Regions from separate parts of the Homo sapiens genome. Here region 1 is linked to region 2. A link is an interaction called in ENCODE POLR2A ChIA-PET data of the cell type or tissue named here. Cell type or tissue: OCI-LY7. All regions are shown on one strand. Each heading gives the region's core, and the rest is flanking DNA. Links, peaks and the distances in the headings are about the cores only. Region 1 has its middle 22 kb from the start of MTRF1. Region 2 overlaps ELF1 (E74 like ETS transcription factor 1).

Region 1 (2,813 bases), core at 23-2,522, 270 kb before region 2:
AAATCCCCATTTTGCCAATGCTGCTTATGACTATCCTGGGTTAGCAGGTTCACTTATCTAAGCACTTGCAAGTAGAAGAACCGTAAGTATTATACATAAAATCATCCGGTGTTGACAGAGATGGTGCACCTTCAGTCTTAGAAGACCTATTTTCTATCTTGGTTTTGAGCAAGACAAACTATGTAGTGGATCAAGTGTTCTGGCTAGAATCTTTCTTCCTATATATTTCACCCAACAGGCTGAAAAGATCCTTTTATGTATCTTGGATTCCCAAATCACTTCCAAAGAAGTGGCAGGATGCTCACTGGCAAGAGATGATCAGTCTTTAGAAAGCCTGTCAACTAAGCAAAAAGTTGTGTGAGGATTCTCCTATAAGATTGCTACATATTTTGGGTAGTATGTCTGACACCTCTGCTAGTTTCAGTTTTCCCTTTTTTTTTTTTTTTTTTGTTGTTGTTGTTGTTTGTTTTTTTTGAGACAGAGTCTTGCTCTGTCACCCAGGCTGGAGTGCAGTGGCTCGATCTCGGCTCACTGCAACATCCGCCTCCTGGGTTCAAGTGATTCTCCTGCCTCAGCCTCCCAAGTAGCTGGGATTACAGGCTCATGCCACCACTCCTGGCTAATTTTTGTATTTTTAGTAGAGACGGGGTTTCACCATGTTGGCCAGGCTGTTCTCAAACTCTTGACCTCAGGCAATCTGCAGGGTTGGGATTACAGGCATGAGCCACCACGCCCGGCCCAGTTTTCCCATTGGGCTGGAGGCAGTGAGTGTCTCAACTTCATGCAATCAAAAAGGAGAAAGGAAAAGGTTGTCTCTCCCCAAAATTCCAGAATAACAATTCACAGATCTCCTATTTTACCCTGCCCTAGAATTCTACCCTTACCTTGAACTCATAGCAGTAACTCTCTGTCTGAAAGAGTCTTTGTACCTCCTAGCCAAGGAGGATACCAGCTTCAATAAACCAGAACTTTGATCAAGATGGGAAGTTTATTGATTCTGAAGGAACTCGTCTGTAGCATCCAGCAGGGCCATCAAGTTCAGTAATGCAATGGGTTTGTTGCCAGTACCTGCAGAGGGTCAGAAGCCATGCTGGGTGATCCAGGGAAATCACTCTGAATTCCTGCCAGCTACACCAAAAATGTCAGCCAAAATTAAGGCTGTTGGGACAGAAATAATTTGATAAAAGTTTACTGGAAGACAAATGTGAAGATCAACCCAGGAAGACACGCCAACCAAGTTGGGAGTTTTCCAGAGTCTGTTACAAGTTGGAAGGCTTTTATAGGAGAGTTTAGAAGAAGGGAAGAGGACTCCTCATACCAGAGTTGTCCTTTTTCATTAGAGGATACCATCATTGACTACAGATTGCAACATATAAGCTAAAATGTCCACATGCCAGACAATAAGTAAAACTTCATGATTCAGAAATAAATCAGCATCCTTTTCATTTCAGTATCAGTAGATCATACGTTAATCAGTAAGTCAACAATTCGAGGAACTCACAATAAGATTATTTACTCAGGGAGATGATGTTGCCATGAATCATAATACCTCCTCAAGGGGAGTAAACTTAAAAGCCTGTTGACAGGCCGGGCACAGTGGCTCATGCCTGTAATCCTAGCACTTAGGGAGGCAAAGTTGGTTGGTCACCCGAGGTCAGGAGTTCAAGACCAGCCGGGCCAACATGGTGAAATCCCGTCTCTACTAAAAATACAAAAGTTAGCCAGTTGTGGTGGCGGGTGCCAGCAATCCCAGCTACTCGGGAGGCTGAGGCACAAGAATCACTTGAACTTGGGAGGCAGAGGTTGCAGTGAGTTGATATCACGCCACTGCACTCCAGCGTCGATATCACGCCACTGCACTCCAGCCTGGTGATAGAGGGAGACTTTGTCTCAAAATTAATTAATTAATTTAGAGCCTGTTGACTATTAAAGTAAACTGCCAAATGTATCCTGTAGATTATCAGAGAAATTTTTTTTCCTTTTTTTTTTTTTTTGAGACACGGTCTCACTGTGTCACCCAGGCTGGAGTGCAGTGGCCTAATCACTAATTTCTTTTTTTTTTTGAGACAGAGTGTCATTCTGTCACCCAAGCTAGAGTGCAATCTCTGCTTACTGCAGCCTCTGCTTCCCAGGTTCAAGTGATTCTCCTGCCTGAGCCTCCCGAGTAGCTGGGATTACAGGCCTGGCTAATTTTTGCATTTTTTTTTTTTTTTCAGTAGAGATGGAGTTTTGCCATGTTGGCCAGGCTGGTCTCAAACTCCTGACCTCAGGTGATCCTCCCACCTCAGCCTCCCAAAGTGCTGGGATTACAGTCATGAGCCACCGTGCTAGGCCTAATCAGCTAACTTTTAATTTTTTTGTAGAGATGGTGTCTCCCCATGTTGCCCAGGCTGGTCTTGAACTCATGGGCTGTAAAGTTCTAATGGAGGCTACAGATAGGAAAGTGTTGATAGAATTAAGGTAAAGGTTTATAGAAAAGTTAGTGTGTTTGAACACAATGTAATGTGGTTGCGTCTTACCTGATTGTGTTATGGGGATGGACATTGTACCCAACTGGGGAATGTTTCCCCCACCTAGTGCTGTAAAACAGGAGGCATGTCAATCTGCCCTTTAAGCAATATTATTTGAACATGCTAAACGGGAACAAATAAGATTGTCAGAGGCCGGGCGCGGTGGCTCACGCCTGTAATCCCAGCACTTTGGGAGGCCGAGGCGGGTGGATCACGAGGTCAGGAGATCGAGACCAAGGTGAAACCCCGTCTCTACTAAAAATACAAAAAGTTAGCCGGGCGTAGTGGCGGGCGCCTGTGGTC
Region 2 (2,813 bases), core at 273-2,772:
TTGCCTTCTATAGTTTGTATGAAGATTGGTTTAACAATTTTTATATTAAAAGCTATCAAAGTGATATATGCACACCATTCAAAATTTAATTCATAGGTCTATAATGAAAAGGAGCCTGCCTCCTCTGCCCCTTCTGACTCTCAGTCCTGCTGTCCAAAGGTAACCACTTAGAGAAGTTGTTTTTATTTTTTAAGTTTGTGTTTTCATGTGATTTGTCCTCGTCCTGTGTTCTACTCTATATATTAGAAGCTCTTCAAAGTAGCAGGCACCAGTATGACTTTACATGCTGCAGTATCTACGTGATAGATGCCCAGTCATATAGTGATCATTATGTCTGGGCTGTTACATGGTACAATTTTAAAAATATAAATATAATTAAAGAAAATTAGTTTCTGGGTTTAGAAAACAATCCCATAAATAGTAAAACTATAAAATTTTATAATAAAACTATTAAAATGAAGTGTAACAATTTATGTACATCTTATTTTTTATATCAAAATACTAAATGGAAGTTTAGTATTGTAATGGGGCAATTCATTATTTTTTCTTTAAAAATGAAATGTGCATGTAGGAAAATATATATAAAACATAGAGTTTAAATAAAATTATAAAGTGTTACAACATGGGTAAATATTTTGTATTTTATTTAAACAGTTTTGCCTCATATTTATAAGTATCTTGAGAAACAACCCATGTTAAGAAATATAGAGTATGTCTATTACCCTAGAAGGCCCCCACTCCTATTCATGTTTGTTTCCTTTAAAAAATAACTACTATGCTGACTTTTGCGATAATCTTTTCTTTATAGTTTTACCTCTTTGAACTTTATACACATGAATCACACCATATATTCTGTAGTGACTTTGCTTCTTTCATTCAGCTTTGTGACTTATGTTACTTTTCGTTGCAATATAGTATTCCATTGTTTGTCTGTACCAGAATGTATTTATTCTCTCTTGTTGATGGCATTAGATTATTTTGAGCTTGGGAACACTTGTACATGGTTCCCCGGGACATAAATGTAGAAGTTCTGTAGAGCAGTATCTTCACATTGAGGGATGTGAAGGCTTTGCAGAGTATAGATAGTTTAATGTAATTTAGAGTTCTTCATTATCTTTCCTAGGATCAGATATCTGCCGATGATGACTTCTAACCCATTCAGAATCTTTCTATGGTATATTGCCCTGGGGTGTAAAATCCTCCAGGACCCTAAACAGATGGACAGTTGATGCATTTCAGGGTAAGCTGTAGACAACAATATATTTGACCCCTGAAACAATTCAGTATGCTTGTCATTTGTTAACTAGAGTTATTTCAAACATAATTTTGAATAAAAAATAAATTTTAATAAATACATGTTCCCAATTATGCATATAAAAGCAATCCTACTATCTTGATATATATGTAGTAAAGTTATAAAAATATATAACAGAGAAGATACCAATTTTAGAATAGTTGACAAGTGGGCACTGTAGCTTATGCCTATAATTTGAGCACTTTGGAAAGCCTAAGTGGGAGGATCACTTGAGGCCAGAAATTCGAGACCAGCCTGGGCAACATAGCAAGACCCTGTCTCTACAAGTAGAAAAAAAAAATTTTTTTTTAAGTTAGCCAGGTGTGGTGTCACACTCCTGTAGCTCCAGCTACTCGAGAAGCTGAGGCAGGAGGATTGCTTGAGCCCAGGAGTTAATGCTACAGTGAAATATGATTGCACCACTGCACTTCAGCCTGAGTGACAAAACAAGAATCTGTCTCTTAAAAAAAAAAAAAAAGAAAAGAAAAGAAAAAAAAATCAAACTTAGAATAGTCAAAGAAGGAATAAAATGAGACTGGAGAGGGATATTAGAGGAAGCTTTAACTGTAGATGACCTTTTTTTCTTAAAAACAAAACAGAAAAACAAAAACAAACAAACTATGGTAAAATATAAAGCTAGGTGGTAGATAGATGAATCCTCTTTGGTTTAACTGTTTCATAATACTCTTTTTTTTTTTTTTTTTTTTTTTTGAGACAGAGTCTTGCTCTGTCGCTCAGGCTGGAGTGGAGTGGCACAATCTCGGCTCTCTGCAACCTCTGGCTCCTGGGTTCAAGTGATTCTGCTGCCTCGGCCTCCGAAGTAGCTGAGATTACAGGTGCCCACCATGGCGCCTAGCTAATTTATCTTTGTATTTTTTTAGTAGAGATGAGGTTTTGCCATGTTGGCCAGGCTGGTCTTGAATTCCTGACCTGAAGTGATCCGCCTACCTTAGCCTCCCAAAGTCCTGGGATTACAGGTGGGAGCTACTGCACCTGGCCTCATAATACATTTTTATCTGTAAGCTATAGTTTATTTTTGCCCCACATTTATAAGTATCTTGAGGAATAATGTTTAATTTGACCGGTAGTAAAAGCTGACTTGAAAGAATGTGGCAATAAACTTTGCATCAGAGCCAGGGGCACTGAGATGCACCTGTAGTCCCAGCCACTTGGGAACTTGAGGTTGAAGGAATGCATGACCCCAGGAGTTTGAGACCTGGGCAACATAGTGAGACCCTCCTATTTCAAAAAAATGAAAACTCTGCATCAGTTAAAAATGGGATCAGGCACGGTGGCTCAAGCCTGTAATCCCAGCACTTTGGGAGGCCAAGGCAGGTGGATCACTTGGGCCCAGGAGTTTGAGACCAGCCTGCAAAATACGATGAAACCCCTTCTCTACTAAAAATACAAAAATAAGCCAGGCATGATGGTGAGTGACTGTAGTCCCAGCCACTTGGGGAGCTGAGGTGGGAGGATCACTTGAGCCCAGGAGGTCAAGGCTTCACTGAGGCATGTTCGT

Evidence for each region. Peaks named below come from ENCODE experiments on the same cell type or tissue, not always from the same donor. Only the 100,000 strongest peaks of a DNase experiment are listed, where the experiment ranks them.
Region 1: POLR2A ChIA-PET joins it to region 2 with 7 read pairs; 3 of 35 experiments call an interaction of 5 or more read pairs at or near these places.

The regions. Positions count from the first base shown.
Region 1 is chr13:41,283,725-41,286,537 of GRCh38, reverse strand. It overlaps a transcript of MTRF1 not described here. Among named protein-coding and RNA genes, the nearest start is that of MTRF1, 22 kb to the right of the region's middle. In OCI-LY7, for the core only: no CTCF peak of the experiment used is centred there; no DNase peak of the experiment used is centred there.
Region 2 is chr13:41,011,505-41,014,317 of GRCh38, reverse strand. All of the region lies in intron 1 of ELF1 (E74 like ETS transcription factor 1), which reads left to right. Among named protein-coding and RNA genes, the nearest start is that of ELF1, 6.4 kb to the left of the region's middle. In OCI-LY7, for the core only: no CTCF peak of the experiment used is centred there; a DNase peak (open chromatin) is centred at 1,637; H3K4me3 peaks cover 2,325 bases; H3K27ac peaks cover 2,222 bases.